Regions from separate parts of the Homo sapiens genome. Here region 2 is linked to region 1. Evidence: chromatin contacts called from ENCODE Hi-C or POLR2A ChIA-PET data. All regions are on one chromosome and are shown on one strand. Each heading gives the region's core, a stretch centred on a gene start or an enhancer-like site at or near the end of the contact. The rest is flanking DNA. Distances are from core to core; before and after follow the strand shown. Region 1 overlaps LOC105369484 (a long non-coding RNA gene). Region 2 has its middle 89 kb from the start of LINC02715.

Evidence for each region. A loop is a pair of places that touch in the nucleus more often than their neighbours do. ChIA-PET counts read pairs that join two places held with the same protein, here RNA polymerase II (POLR2A).
Region 2: a map of endothelial cell of umbilical vein shows a loop between it and region 1 (4-fold over the local background). The contact joins two enhancer-like sites. A Hi-C loop is called at or near these places in 1 of 168 maps with a recorded cell type or tissue (endothelial cell of umbilical vein). POLR2A ChIA-PET finds 5 or more read pairs at or near these places in 1 of 52 experiments (H1).

Annotation. Positions count from the first base shown.
Region 1 is chr11:109,964,600-109,972,465 of GRCh38, reverse strand. LOC105369484 (a long non-coding RNA gene) reads right to left here. Exons shown (of 3, transcript XR_948004.2): 2 at 61-140. Among named protein-coding and RNA genes, the nearest start is that of ZC3H12C, 120 kb to the left of the region's middle. Within about 2 kb of position 1,250, at least 4 of the 41 ENCODE cell types and tissues checked have a DNase peak (open chromatin) inside an H3K27ac peak, as active enhancers do; they include endothelial cell of umbilical vein, where a contact is called at or near this core.
Region 2 is chr11:109,909,117-109,916,982 of GRCh38, reverse strand. No RefSeq gene overlaps it. Among named protein-coding and RNA genes, the nearest start is that of LINC02715, 89 kb to the right of the region's middle. Within about 2 kb of position 2,767, at least 2 of the 41 ENCODE cell types and tissues checked have a DNase peak (open chromatin) inside an H3K27ac peak, as active enhancers do; they include endothelial cell of umbilical vein, where a contact is called at or near this core.

The sequences.
Region 1 (7,866 bases), core at 1-2,500:
TATTAATTGCGTAGAGCTCTGTGCTAAGGTTTTGCATATTGTAAAACTAAAGGGGCTTACAGTCATGTTGGAGAGATGGGGTGTGTGCATCGTCCAGTGCAGCATGTCTCAAGCACCCTCTATGCGATGGTCCCAGGAGTCTGGGGAAGGAGAGTAGCACGAAGCAGAACTATCAACTGCTGAGCCAAAAAGGCATGCACTGTGACACTTGAATTGCAGCTGCTTTAGAACCGTACCTAAAAATAGCTCCAGCTCAATCTGCAGAAATTCTGACCTTAATGGATATGCTCGAGTTCAAGAAAGATGATTTATTCTTAGATCTTTATAACCAACTGCGAAGGAAGTCTCAATCTCAGCAACATCAGTGATTACTCCTAATAATATCTATCTCCCAGACACATGCTTTGAAGATGAAATGAGACGATACAGGCAAAACAACACTGATTGCAATTCAGATATTTACTGGTATGGCTCATTATTCTTATATATTCAAGAGGTACAGTGGGTGCTTTTACATTTTAATAAGGAATACTAGATACCGAGTGAGGCCCTCCCCTCACATCCACCAAATTGATCACTGCAGTGTTTGCATCAAAATAGCAGTATCAGTATCAAAATAATCAGATTTTGAATGCCTCAGAATACCCAAAGCATCCACTTCTAAATTGCTATTTAAGATGAATGCTCTACCTTTTATATTGCATTTTTGAAACTGAGTCAATCAGAAAAGTACTTTGATGTTGTAAATACCTACACATCAGCTCATCTGCTTTTAAATTAATCAAAATATTTAGGCATCTTCACAGAAATTTCTCATATTCATAAAACAAGGCAATAGTTATTTACTTCCTGGCATGGTAATATGTTTTGGGCAATCTCTGTTTGACTTGCATAAAAGGAATAAAAGCTAGTTTCATGAAACTCCATTGTCAGAATAATGAATGTTTTAAAAATACACTATTCAAAGCCTGCTCAACTCTCTTCCTCAGGCTATGGAGAATGTTTCTCCAGTGAGTCTTAGAAGGAAGGAAACCCTTCCTTCACCCCACTTCCTGTGCCTCCTTTAGAGCTGGGCTTGTAGCCAGAGTGAACAGAGAATGGCAAAACTGTTAAAAGGTTAACCGTCAACATGGCGTTCTCAGCATCTCTCAAAGGCACTTAGGAAACTAGTTGCAAGGAGATGAGTAGCAGCCAGAGAGCACCCCAGAGAGTACACTTGTGCTTATTATTCCACATGATTACATATTCAAATTGGTTTTAATTCCTGGGCAGCCATGGGGATGTTGGGGGAGGTGGGAAATAGCTTGCTGGAAAGGGGCAAGAACGGCGGAAGGAGCAGGTCTGGCATTAAAAATGTGCTGCAGATACTTCTCTAAGGCAAATGAGCCTCACGATTACGAATTTAGGCAACAAGGAAAGAGCTGTGGATCTAAAAAACGAGGTTGAATTTCCACGTGACATATGATAATCCCTTTCAATACATTAAGAATTCTACTTTGCATCAGCGTTACAGACTTCTTTTTCTTGAATCCTTCATAAAGGGCTTTAAAAAATTCTACTGTGGCCAGGTAAGTTAACCCATACCCATGCTGCCTTATAGATTCAAAAACCCCAGGGATTATAAGTAAATGTCTGTGACATTTTAGTCAGCTGGAGTTGGTGTTAGGAAACTTTTGAGGGTTCGTGGCTACAGATATAACCTTTGGCTGTCTTCACCAACTGTGGTTTTGAGAGGATTCACAGTGGTTACGTTTGAAGGTGTGGGCAGAGGTAGGGGAATTTGAAAAACATATGCAATTGTTTATTAGCTTTGTATGTTTGTAACCTTTCAATGGCACTTTCAAATAAAAAATACTCAGCATTTGAAAAGCCATGTTTTATTGCTAGAAATAGAATAAATGGAATATAAACATAGATAGCAGTGAGTATAATCTATTTAACACACATTATAGGATTTAAAAATCCTAATCAAGTTTGCCATTTCATCCAGGAATCTGTAATAGAACCTAATTGAGATGTGTTGAGACTTGGGAGGATTAATCACAGGAGGATGGAACTGAATTAGGAGGAGGTGAGACTCGGAGAATGAAATGCAGCAGGGATTTCGAGGAGAGGGATTGGACTCAACACAGCATTATCTAGAAGGTTAACAACAGACTATGGCTGATAGACCATGTAATAGCAGGAGAACCCAACATAAGGGTGTGGGCAATGAGAGTTTTGACCAAGAAGAATTTCAGAGCAAGTGATATTCAAAGGTCTAAGTAGCTCTGTCCAATAGAAATATGTAGTTTAAAATTTTCTAGTAGCTATATTTTAAAAAGTAAAAAGAAACATATACAATAAATTCTAATAATATATTTCATTAAACTCACTATATCCAAAATATTATAACTTGTGGCACAGTGCCCAGTGGCCACAGGTGGCTATCATATTGAAAAGCACAGAAATCAATCAGTTCTTTGGCACCAGGTAAGTCTATCAGGTCAGAGGAAGACCAACATCATGACTGGATGGAAATGGGCATATTAAATGGACGTGTTAACTGGTAATTTGCAGAAGAGAAAGTATAAATGGTTAGACAGTTTATAAAATAATTTCCACCTCACTTGTAATAAAAGCTATAAAAATTAAAATATCAGCAAGATATTATTTCTCAACTGTCAAAATAGCCAAGGTTAAAAAAATGGAGTTGTTTGAAGGTATGCTAAAACTCACATGATGCTGTTAGCAGTATAAATTGGTATAACTATTGGAAAATAGTTTTATATTTCATATCAAGAGCTTGGAATTGTTTTTCTTACTTTTGGAACTCTATAACAAAAAACAATAGCAATCATTACTGAATGCTTATTACATGAAAGATGATATGTTTAGCGTTTAATTATTTTAAGTCTTTTAACCATCACAACAGCTCTGGGAAGTAGATGTTATTATCCAGTTTTAACCCTATGAAAATAAATCAAAGTATGGAAAAATTATGGATTAATATGTTATTAATAGCATTGTTATAAGAAGCAAAAAATAGAGGCAAAAAAACAGATTTAGTAAAAACCCTAATATTTCAGAATCAGGAAATAGTTAACTAAATGAAATTTTTCAATGGAATCAATGTATTTGTAAGAGTGCTTTTTAAAGAATATGAAATGACATGGGAAAATACATATCTTAGTCTGCTATTGCCACAATAAAGCCGCATAACAAACATTAAATCTGTCTGGCCGAAAACAACAAACATTTACTTATTTTGCTTATGTTTGCGGGTTAGCTGGAATGAGACTCTGCTTTTGGCTTCAGGTAAACCGGCCTTGGCTGCAGGTTGCAGGTCTGGGCTCAGGTATGTTGCTCTGTATTCATTTTGGAGCCCAGGTTGAAGGGGTATCTGCTACCAGGGGGAAGCTCTTCTCATGGGAGTCTCCTAGGGGGCAAGAGGATGAGTGCAACCACACAGCACATCCGCTTGCTTCATGTCTACCAACTTCTGATTGGCCAAAGCAAGTCACATGGCCCAGCCTAAAGTGAGGGATGGGGAAGTATCCTCTGCTTGCCTTGAGAAGATGGCAAGAATGAGTTATGTCTAATTCTCTTTTGAGGGAAAAAAAGAACAGGCACAAATAATTCAATTAACCCCAGTCTGCTTTCCATTGCCTTTCTTCACATCCCTCCCACAGGTGCTTGCGTCCATCTCAAGATCCTTCCAAATCTCATCCCCTGCTGGTGTCTTCTAGTAGGAGAAGAGTGAGATGCACATAGCGGTCATGGTTTATAGCCATTGTGAAATCCTCGTTGATCAATGTTGCCAGGTTCCCCTACCTTGGGAGAAGGGAATATTCTTACTGGCTTAGACCCCATTACTGCTCCCTGGGCATAGCTCCCCAAACCTCAGTTCATTATTTCTCTATGGTTTTTGGCTCCACTCTTTGGGAAGTCCCTTGCCAAAATCCCCCTTGGTCACTTCTAAAGTGGGCATTGGAGAATATGCCGTATTTGGTGTCTGAGTCACCCTCTCAGCCTGCACCCTCCCTGTGGAAGGTTGGGGTAGGAGGAGACTAGAGGCAGTTTTATATCTCAAAAAGTCACAATCGCTTTTAGTTCATGTTAACAGAAATTTTCTCAATATAGGTTTATTTTTTTATTCCCTATAAATGCAGGATTTCTGGGCCATGTTTATGTACTCTCAATTCTGTTGCAAGGTAGCCATGCTTTCCTTGGAACCTGTATTAGTCAGGGTTCTCTAGAGGGACAGAACTAATAGGATAGATGTGTATATGAAAGGACTTTTATAAAGAAGTATTGACTCACACAAACACAAGATGAAGTCCCACAATAGGCCATCTGCAAGCTGAGGAGCAAGGAAGCCAGTCTGAGTCCTAAAACCTCAGAAGTAGGGAAGCCAAGAGTGCAGCCTTCAGTCTGTTGCTGAAGGCTCCAGGACCCCTGGCAAATCACTGGTGTAAATCTAAGAGTCCAAAAGCTGAATAACTTGGAGTCTGATAGTTGAGGGCAGGAAGAAAGGAAGCAAAGATAGTTGAGGATGAAAGAAGCAAGGAAGAAAGATGAAGGCCGGAAGACTCAATGAGTCAAGTCCTTCCAACTTCTTCTGCCTGCTTTATTCTAGCCATGTTGGCAGCTGATTAGATGGTGCCCACCTGGATTGAGAGTGGGTCTGCCTCTCCCAGTCCACTAACTCAAATGTTAATCTCCTTTGGCAACACCCTGACAGACACACTCGGGAACGATACTTTGCATCCTTCAATCCAATCAAGTTGACATTCAGTATTAACAATCACAAGTCCACCCTTTGTCAACTTGAACCCGTACGCATCTCCTGAAATCATACATAATCTTCAAATAAAGACAATCAATAAAAGGTCATAATTATGCCTAACATAATACAACTATTCTTTGTACAAATGGAAGTGCACTAATCCTTAACCTAAGTGCTATTACATAAAGTTAACAACACTTAAATGCTGATATAAAGTCAATAAATCTTATGTCATATGATAAAGGAAAAAGAAAAGAAATAAAATGAAGATATTTCCTTAGTATAAGTGTACACATGCACAAACATGTTCTTAACAAAATAAGGGGAAATACTCATGACAATTACAGTTCTCGTTTCTGCAGCTGGTCATGTGGTTGTAGCTGGTATTGGTGACTACCTTCTACTAACCATTCTGTATTCCCTTTGCCTTCAGCAAGCACCTCAGTGGGTGGTGAATTTTTACCTGGTGGAGTGACCCAGACCTTCATTCCTGAAGGGTCTGGGTCATCTGTAGTCCTGCCTGGATTGGGTTGTTTTAGTTTCCCATTGACCTTAATCACAGGGTATGATATAAGAGACGCCCTAAGAGATCTCCTGTGTAGACTGATTTCATCTTGACAGACCAGATCAATCACCCCAGCCAACAATGTAACTCCTTACTTAGCCTGTTGACTTAGAGGTAGGAGGAGCCCAAAGTGTCCAGGTGGCAATCGTAACTTCCAGTTTAATGGGATCATTGTTGAGTCTCCTGGTGGCAGCATTCCTCCCTCTGGAACTAAGACCTCTAGACCAGCAGAACGTAATGTCACAGGAACAGGAAGCAAAAATTTTGCTGGGGGGTCACTAGGGATGATGGTGAGCGGTGCCACTTCCATTTCCATCCCTTGATTCCTGGACCCATGAATACTGGCTCTGAGGGAAACAGTACCATATATTGGATGCTGATTCAAAGCATACACAACCTTCTGGAGAACTTTGCCCCAGCCCTGCAAAGTGCTATCACCTAGTTGGTGGTGTCATTTTGACTTCAAAAGGCCATTCCACCGTCCTATCAATCCGGCTGCTTCAGGATGATGGGGAACATGGTAAGACCAGTGAATTCCATGAGCATGAGCCCATTGCTGCACTTCTTTGGTTGTAAAGTGAGTGCCTTGGTCAGAGGCAATGCTGTGTGGAATACCATGACAGTGGATAAGGCATTCCATGAGTCCACAGATGGTAGTCTTGACAGAAGCATTGTGTGCAGGATAGGCACACCCATATCTGGAGTAAGTATCTGTTCTGGTGAGAACAAACCATTGCTCTTTCCATGATGCAAGAGCTCCAATATAATCAGCCTGTCACCAAGTAGCTGGCTGATTGAGGAATGGTGCCATATCAAGAGCTCAGTGTTGGTCTCTGCTGCTGGCAAATTGGGCACTCAGCAGTGGCTGTAGCCAGGTCAGCCTTGGCGAGTGAAAGTTCATGTTGCTGAGCCCATGCATAACCTCTGTCCCTGCCACCATGGCCACTTTGTTCATGGGCCCATTCGGTGATGAGAGGGGTGGCTGGGGAAAGAGGCTGAGTGTTATCCACAGAATGAGTCATCCTATCCACTTGATTACTGAGGTCACCCTTTAGTGAACCTTCACATGAGATACAAATAGCTTCACAGTTTTTTACCACTCAGAGAAGTCCATCCATATACCTCTTCCCCAAATTTCCTTGTCACCAATTTTCCAATCATGCTTCTTCCAAGTCCCTGACCATCCAGCCAAACCATTGGCTACAGCCCATAAATCAGTATGTAATCGCACATCTGGCCATTTTTTCTTCCAAGCAAAGTGCACGGCCAGATGCACTGCTTGAAGTTCTGCTCACTGGGAAGATTTCCCTTCACCGCTGTCCTTCAGGGATGTCCTAGAAAGGGGCTGTAGTGGTGCAGCTGTCCACTTTCAGGTGGTGCCTGCATATCATGCAGAACCATCTGTGAACCAGGCCCTAGTCTTCTCTTCCTCTGTCAACTCATCATAGGGAACTCCTCATGAGGTCATTGGTGCAGGCTGAGGGAGAGAAGGCAGGGTGACAGAAGTGGAGATCATGGGCATTTGAGCCACTTTCTCATGTAACTTACTTGTGCCCTCAGGAACAGCCTGAGCTCCATCACATACATACCACTTCCATTTAATGATGGAATGCTGCTCTGCATGACCCACTTTATGGCTAGATGGGTCAGAAAGCAACCAGTTCATGATAGGCAGTTCAGGTTGCATGGTGACTTGATGACCCGTAGTCAAACATTCAGTTTCCACCAAAGCCTGGTAACAGGCCAAGAGCTGTCTCTCAAAAGAAGAGTAGTTATCTGTGGAAGATGGCAGGGCCTTGCTCCAAAATCCTAGAGGCCTCTGCTCTGATTCACCTATGGGGGCCTGCCAACGGCTCCAAACAGCATCCCTATCTGCCACTGACACCTCAAGCACCATTGAATCTGCTGGGTCATATGGCCCCAGCACTTACACAGCAGCCTGGACCTGCAGCAGAGCCTTCTCCTGTTCTGGACTCCATTCAAAATCAGCAGGCTTTTGGGTCACTTGATAAATGGGCCAGAGTAACACACCCAGATGAAGAATATTTTGCCTCCAGAATCCAAATAGGCCCACTAGGTGTTGTGCCTCTTTCTTGGTTGTAGGAGGGGCCAAATGAAGCAACTTATCTTTCACCTTAGAAGGATATAAAGATATATAAAGATATAGGCCACACACCACTGGAGCCCTAGAAATTTTACTGAGGTAAAAGGTCTCTGAATTTTAGTTGGATTTATTTCCCATCACGTGGCATGCAAATGTCTCACCAATAAGTCCAATGTGTTTGCTACGTCTCGCTCACTGGATCCAGTCAGCCTAATGTCATCAATATAATGGGCCAGTGTGATATTCTGTGAAAGGAAAAAGTGATCAAGATCTCTGTGAACAAGATTATGACACAAAGCTGGAGAGTTGATATACCCCTGAGGTAAGATAGTGAAAGTGTATTGCTGGTCTTGCCAGATGAAGGCAAATTGCTTCTGGTGGGCCTTATGGACAGGAATGGAGAAAAAGGCAATTGCCAAATCAATGATT
Region 2 (7,866 bases), core at 1,518-4,017, 57 kb after region 1:
TCCTAATGGCTCTACCTTCAAAATATACCATAAATTTGAGCATTTTAGCCATATATACTCATACTATCCTGGTTCAGTTTAACATGATCTGTTGGATAGATTATTGGAATACTTTGTAACTGGTTTCCCTGATGTCTATGTATCACAGAGTAGGATAGTGATCCTCTTAAAACCTAAATCAGGTCACATCACTCCTGTCCTCAAAGCCCTCCAGTGACTTCTTGTCTCACTTGGAAGGAAGCTCAGAGTCCTCACCAGGGTCCTAGATCACCTACTACTTCCCCACTCATTTGCTGTGCCGCAGCCACTTTTCCTGCTCTCAGGAGCTTTGCACGCACTATCGATCTCCTCTTTCTGAAAATGCCTTCCCCGGGTATCCACACAGCTGACTATCTCATTTATTTCAGGTTTCACCTCGAATGTCACCTTATTAATGAGGTCTTCCCTATTCAATGTATACAAAATAGTATCTCCTCGTTTACACTCTTTAACCTGCTTCATTTTTCCCCATAGCATTTAACAACATCAAATATGTTTACTTATATGTTACCAGGCCCCACATTAAAATATAAATTCCACTGGGCATGGTGGCTCACGCCACATAATCCCAGCACTTTGAGAGACTGAGGTGGGTGAATCACCTGATGTCAGGAGTTTGAGATCAACCTGACCAACATGGTGAACCTCCATCTCTACTAAAAATACAAAAATTTGCCGGGTGTGGTGGCACATGCCTCTAAGTCCCAGCCACTTGGGAGGCTGAGGCACGAGAATCACTCGAACCCCAAAGGTGGAGGTTACAGTGAGTCAAGATTGCACCACTGCACTCCAGCCTGGGCAACAGAGCAAGACTCCATCTCAAATAAATAAATAAATTCCTTTAGGGATGACTTTATCTACTTTGCTTATTTTGGCATCCTTAATTTCTAGAACAGTGCCTAGCACAAACTAAGGACTCATTAAAATATTTCTTGCCTTAATCGAAGTGATTGAGGGACAGTTTTGCTTCTTTCCTCATGTTAAGACTAGATTGTTGAGCTCAGTTTCTTTTGGATAACTACTGAGTAATTTGCTCTAAGTAAAATATTATCTGAGCTGAGATTTTACAGGGGTATTTATATTTCTAATAATACTGATACCATATATAGGACATTGGAGAATGCTATATTTTTATAGTAACTGCATCTTTATTATTTTATTTGGCCCTCATAACACAATATAGAAGGTATTAATGTTATCACTTCCATTTTTTCTTAGGTTAGAAAACCGATGCTTTACTAAGATGCAAAATGTCAGTACTTTAAAGATAAGGAAACAGTAATCTACAGAAAATATGGATTCGACCATGACCCTAGTGTAGCCTGGAAAAGAAAAAAACAGAGAGATAATATAATCTTTTGATATTTTACAGTCAGTCTATGGAAGGACAAACAATTCCAACCAATGGAGTGAGAAATATTTTTGAAAAATTATATCCATCCCAAAATAGAACAAGCCACCTTGAGAGTGACTCATCAATGGAAGTGTTGCAACAATGACTAGACTATTAGTTTCAGGCCAAACTTGTCACAGAACGAATGCCATACAGAAAACTCTAGGTATTCTTTAAACCCAATGATCTATGAATCCATAAACTGTATCATACTTCATGCTCCAAAGAGTATTTCAGATCCTTTAGTGATGGAAAAAGAACCGTTATGAAAAAGAGTGAAATAAATCACTGTCTCTTGCATAGCTCCCTTCTGTATCTCAGGTAGCTTGTAAGAAGCAGCCCTGTTACAAATTTCAAGTAAAGAGCCTGAGGGCTTAACAATGAAATCAAAGAAGGGACATTAGACCAGGCAATACCAGCTGCTATAGCGGCAGGAGAACAAGCTCCACGAATTTCCTTGATACAAACAGTCCAGTTCTGTGCTTAACCTCTGCACCAGCTGCCCAGAGTGAGGGAACAGTGTCAGAACTAGCAGAGTCTATTGTTGACAAAAGGAAACTGGTGGTAGAAGGTCAGATGCAAGTAAGAGATGGTGTTTTCACATCCTGGGAATTGAGCTGTTGTTTAGAAGTGAGTTTGATAGAAATCATTTTTCCTTTCCTGGCTGATCTGCAGCCAAGCATGTGGGTCAGAAATTTCAAACAGATAAACAAGGGTCTCACCCTAAAGCACTCTCAAGAAAGCTTGTTTAGTCAGCTACATAATGTTTGAGATAAATTTAAAAACTACTGTTTTGTTGACCCTGAACTAATTTTGTTTAAATGATGCTTGAAACTAAGATCTGGGCTAAGGAATGGGGGATTGAAATGGAATGCTTAACCAGTGGCATATGAAAGGATAATTTTTTATCTCATTGAGTTTATAGTACATTTATAAATAGAAAACATTGCATTAACCACATAAAAGAAATTATGAAAGCAGTTGTCATGAATATCCAAAGGGAAAGCTCAATATTTTTCAAGTTCTTCAGTAAGGGAGCTTTAAAGTCAGTAAATTACTATGGCGTATCAAGAGACAGCTTGTCTAAGAGATAGTTGTCTATCGTTTGTTGTCAAATCTAATTTCTTTGTGAAAGATCTCCCCACCTCCTATCTGTGTGCTTTACTCTTGCTTTAGGACCTCTGCTGGCTTCCTCTTCATTTTTGAACAAAGCTCTGACTCCAGTATGGTGTAGAAAACCCTTCACACTGAGCTCTGTTAGGTAACTCTAAGCGCCAGCATTGTGCCACTCTACAGGCTCCACAGCAGAATTCCATTTCCTGAACCTGCTAGACTGGTTTCAGCACTCGCTCTTACTCATTTTTACTCTGCCTACTCGGAATGCTCTCTCTTCGCTTCTTCATCCCAGCAAGCTCCTTTCCATCCTGAAACTTGCAGGTAGTGGTGGTAAGGGAATGAACCCTTTCTGAAGTCTTGCCCATCCTCAGATGAACTTACAATTCTCTGTAAACCAATGGGATTTCTCATCTTTACTGCTACGCTGTTATAGTCTTGATGAACATCTTTATGGTTCATAATGAATTACTAATTAAAATGAATGTATCCTGACCATCTTTACACTCTCACTAATGATGCAGTTTAATACAGTGGCACTGGAGCCAGGCTCCCTGTACATTTTTTAAAGGCTGCTCTACTTACTAGTGGATGTATTTGGGCAATTATCTAATCTTCATAGAAAGTGTTTAGAATAAGGCCTGGTTCATGTACTCAGTACACTTTAGCTATTATTTATATGTCCCAAGACTGGCACGTTCTTGATGTTTAATAATCATAACCACAAACACTTACTAAGCACTTGGTATGTGGTCATGTTAAGTACCTTTTTACTTTTTATTCTGTGGGTACATAGTAGGTGTATATGTTAAGTACCTTTCATGTAATGCCTCATGAATTCACACGGCCAGGGCCAAGACTAGAGCGAGGGGCTAGCAAGGCATCTAAGGGCAGAAAATTTAAGGAAGTGCTCAATGTTGGGGTTGAGCAAGTGACCTCTGCTGAGCCTACACTGCATGGTCTTGAGAATGACAACCTCCGTAACTTATCTAACACCTTTATTGAGATATTTATATACTATATACTATAAATCAATTTATATACTATACAATCCATTTATTTCAAGTGTACAATTCAGTGGCTTTTAGTATATTCACGGGGTGGTGTGACCATCACAATCAATTTTGGAACATTTTCATCACCCTCGCAAGACCCTGTACACAGTCAGTCCTCTCTTACCTTCAATCTCCCCGGCTCTAGGCAACCACGAATCTACTCTTTGTTTCTATAGATTTGCCTCTTCTAGACATTTTATATAAATATGCCTTATGTGGTTCTTTGTGACTCGCTTCTTTCACTTAGCATATTGTTTCCAAGGTTCACCCATGTTGTGGCATCTCTCAGTACTTCCTATTTTTAATTGCTGAATGGTATTCCATTGAAGGGATATACCACATTTTACTTATCTATTCTCCAGTTGATGAATACTTGTTATAGCTTTAATTAGTGCTAACATTTAGCTTATGATATATTGGAGTTAATTTTTTTATTGTGGTAAGAACACTTAACACTATGTACTTGGGTTGTTTCCACTTGTTGACTACTATGAGCAATGTTGCTATGAGCATCTGAGTGGGTATGTTTTCATTTCTCTTGAGTATATACTTAGGAGTGAAGTTATTGGGTCAAATGGTAACTCTGTGTTTGACATTTTGAGTAACTGTCAGATTATTTTCCTAAGTGGTTGCACCATTTTACACTGCCACCATCTGGGTTCCAAATTCTTCACACTTTCCTCAACACTTTCCCTTTCCATCATTTGGGTTATAGCCACCCTAGTGCGTGTAAAGTGCTGTCTTACTGTGGTTTTGACTTGCATTTATATTTTCATGTGATTATTTGTCATTTGTATATCTTCTTTGGAGAAATGTCTATTTAGATATTTTGCCCATTTTTAAATTGGGTTATTTATGTTTTCATTATTGAGTTGTGTTTCTTTTATATGTTCTAGATAAAAGTATCTTATCAGATATATTATTTGCAAATATTTCCTCCCATTCTGAAGGTGTATTTTTATTTTTATTTTTCAAATAATGCCTTTTGGAGCAGAAAAGTCTTTGATTTTGATGAAGCCAAGTTTATCTTTTTCTTCTTTTTTCAATTGTGCTTTTGGTGTTGTATCTAAGAAAGCCTTGCCTAACCCCTGGTCATGAAGATTTACTCTTTTTTTTTGAGATGGAGTCTCACTCTGTCACCCAGGCTGAAGTGTGGTGGCACGATCTTGGCTCACTGCAACCTCGGCCTCCAGGGTTCAAGTGATCCTCCTACTCCAGCCTCTCGAGTAGCTGGGACTACAGGCGCCTGCCACCATGCCCCGCTAATTTTTTGTATTTTTAATAGAGACGGGCCTTCACCATATTGGCCAGGCTGGTCTCAAACTCCTGACCTTGTGATCCGCCCACCACAGCCTCCCAAAGTGCTGGGATTACAGGCCCGAAGATTTACTCTTATGTATTCTTTTAAGAGTGTTATTGCTTTAGTTAGTGCTAACATTTAGGCTTATGACATATTGGAGTTAATTTTTTTTTATTGTGGTAAGAAGACTTAACATGAGATCCACTCTCTTGACAACATTTTTAAAGTGTATAATGCAGTATTGCTAACTATTGACATAATGTTATACAACATATCTCTGGAATTTATTAATCTTGAGTAACTGAAATCTTATGCCGTTGAACAGCAACTCCTTATTTCTTCCTCCCCTCAGCCCTTGGCAACCACTATTATACTTCCTGCTTGTATGAGTTTGACTAATTTAGATACTTCCTAAAAGTACACAAATGTACTATTAGTGTTTTTGTGGCTGGCTTACTTCACTTAGCGTAATGTTCTTAAGGCTCATCTATGTTGCTATATATGGCAGAATTTCCTTCTTTGTTAAGGTGAATAATATTTCATTCTGTGTTTATAACACTTTAAAAATCTACTCCTCTGTTGATGGACATTTAGGTTGTTTCCACATTTTGACTTTTGTGAATAATGCTGCAATGTATTATGGGAGTACAATATCTCTTATAGAGCCTATTTCAATTCTTTCAATTTTTTTCAATTCTTTTGGATAAGTACTCAAAAGTTGGACTGCTGGATCACATGATAGTTCTATTTTTAATCTTTTGAGGAAACTTCATACTGTTTATCATGGCAACTGCACCATTTTACATTATCCAAAATAGTTTACAGGGGTTCCAGTTTCTCCATGTCTTCACTAACACTTGTTATCTTTTGTTTCTAGTTTTTGATAAAAGTCATTTTAATAAGTGTGAGGTGTTAGCTATCTGATTCTGGTTTTCATTTGTATTTCCCTGGTGATTAAAGATGTTGAACATTTTTTCATGTACTTGTTAGTCATTTATATGTCTTTAGAAAAATGTTTATTTATGTCCTTTGTCAATTTTTGAATCAGGTTTTTAGTTTTTTTTTTAAACTATTGAGTTGTAGAAGTTCCTTATATATTTTGGATATTAACCCATTCATAGATATGTGGTTTGCAAATATTTTCTCCCATTTTGTATGTGATCCCTTCACTCTGTTGATTACTTCATTTGCTGTGCAGAAGCTTTTTAGTTTAATGTAGTCTCACTTGTTTATTCTTTGTTGACTGCACTTGTTTATTCTTTGTTGACTGTGCTTTTGGTGTTATATCCTTGAAACCATTGCCAAGACCAATGTCATGACGATTTTCCCTTGTGTGTTTTTTTCTTTCTAGAACTTTTACAGTTTGGGGTCTTAAATGTAAGTCTTAAATCCATTTTGAGTTTATTTTTGTGTATGGTCTAATATAAAGGTCCGATTTCATTATTGTGCATGTAAATATCCAGTTTTCCCAAACGCCATTTATTGAAGAGACAATTATTACCCTGTCATATATTCTTGACACTCATGTTGAATATCAATTGACTCTATATGTGTGGATTTATTGCTGAGTTCTCTATTCTGTTCCATTGTTCTGTCTTGATGCCAGTACTAGTACAAATAGATTTGTAATGTATTTTGATATGATGCTCCAATTCTGATATTATACTTTGATATGATACTCCAGCTTTGTTCTTTTTTTTTTCTCAAGATTGTTCTAGTTCCTTTGTGGTTTTATATGAATTTTAGGATTTTTTTTCTATTTCTGTAAAAAAGTCAGTTGATTTCAAAAGAAGACATACAAATGTCCAACAGGTATAAGAAAAAAATGCTCAGTGTCTCTAATAATCTGGGAAATGCAAATCAAAGCTACCATGAAATATTCTCAGCCCAGTTAAAATGACTGTTAACAAAAAGACAAAAAATAATGGGTGCTGGTGAGAATATGGAGAAAGGTGAGGGCTTTTATACAGTTGTTGGGAATGTGAAGAAAATGCAGCCACTATGGAAAATTGTATGGAGAGTCCTCAAAAACTTAAAATAGAACTACCATATGATCCAGCAATCCTACTGCTGAGTATATATCCAAAAGAAGGGAAAGCAGTATGTCGAAAAGACATCTGCATTCTCATGTTTATTACAGCGCTATTTACCATAGCCAAGATATGGAATCAACCTAAGTATTCATCAACAGATGAATGCACAAAGAAAATGTGATACATACAACAATGAAATATATTATTCAAGCATAAAAATAATGATGTCTTGTAATTTGCAGCAACATGAATGGAACTGGAGGTCATTATGGTACATGAAATAAGCCAGGCACAGAAAGATAAATATCACATACTCTCACTCATACGTGAGAGCTAAAAAAATGGATCTCATGGAGATAGAGAGTACAATATTGAATACCAGAGGCTAGAAAGTGGGGAGGATGAAGAGAGGTTGACTAATGGGTCCAAAAATACAGTTAGGGCCAGGTGCACTGGCTAACGCCTGTAATCCCAGCACTTTGGAAGGCCAAGGCTGGTGGATTCCTTGAGCTCAGGAGTTCGAGATAAGCATAGGCAACATGACAAAACCTTGTCTCTACAAAAACATACAAAAATTAGCTGGAAATTGTGGTGCACAGCTGTAGTCCCAGCTACTTGAGAGGGTGAGGTGGGAGGATGGCTTGAGCCTGGGAGGTGGAGGTTGCAGTGAGCTAAGATTGCACCACTGTACTCCAGCCTGGGTGACAGAGCAAGACTTTGTCTTAAGAAACACATGTACACACAAACGAACAAAGAAAAAAGAAACAAAACCAAAAATATAGTTAGATAGAAGGAGTAAGTTATAATATTTGATAGTACAATAAGGAGAGTTTAGTTAATAATTGATTGTATATTTCAAAATAGCTAAAAGAAAAATAAACAAAAACAAAAGAAAAACCAAAAAATAGCTAGAAGAGAATAATTGAAAATAAT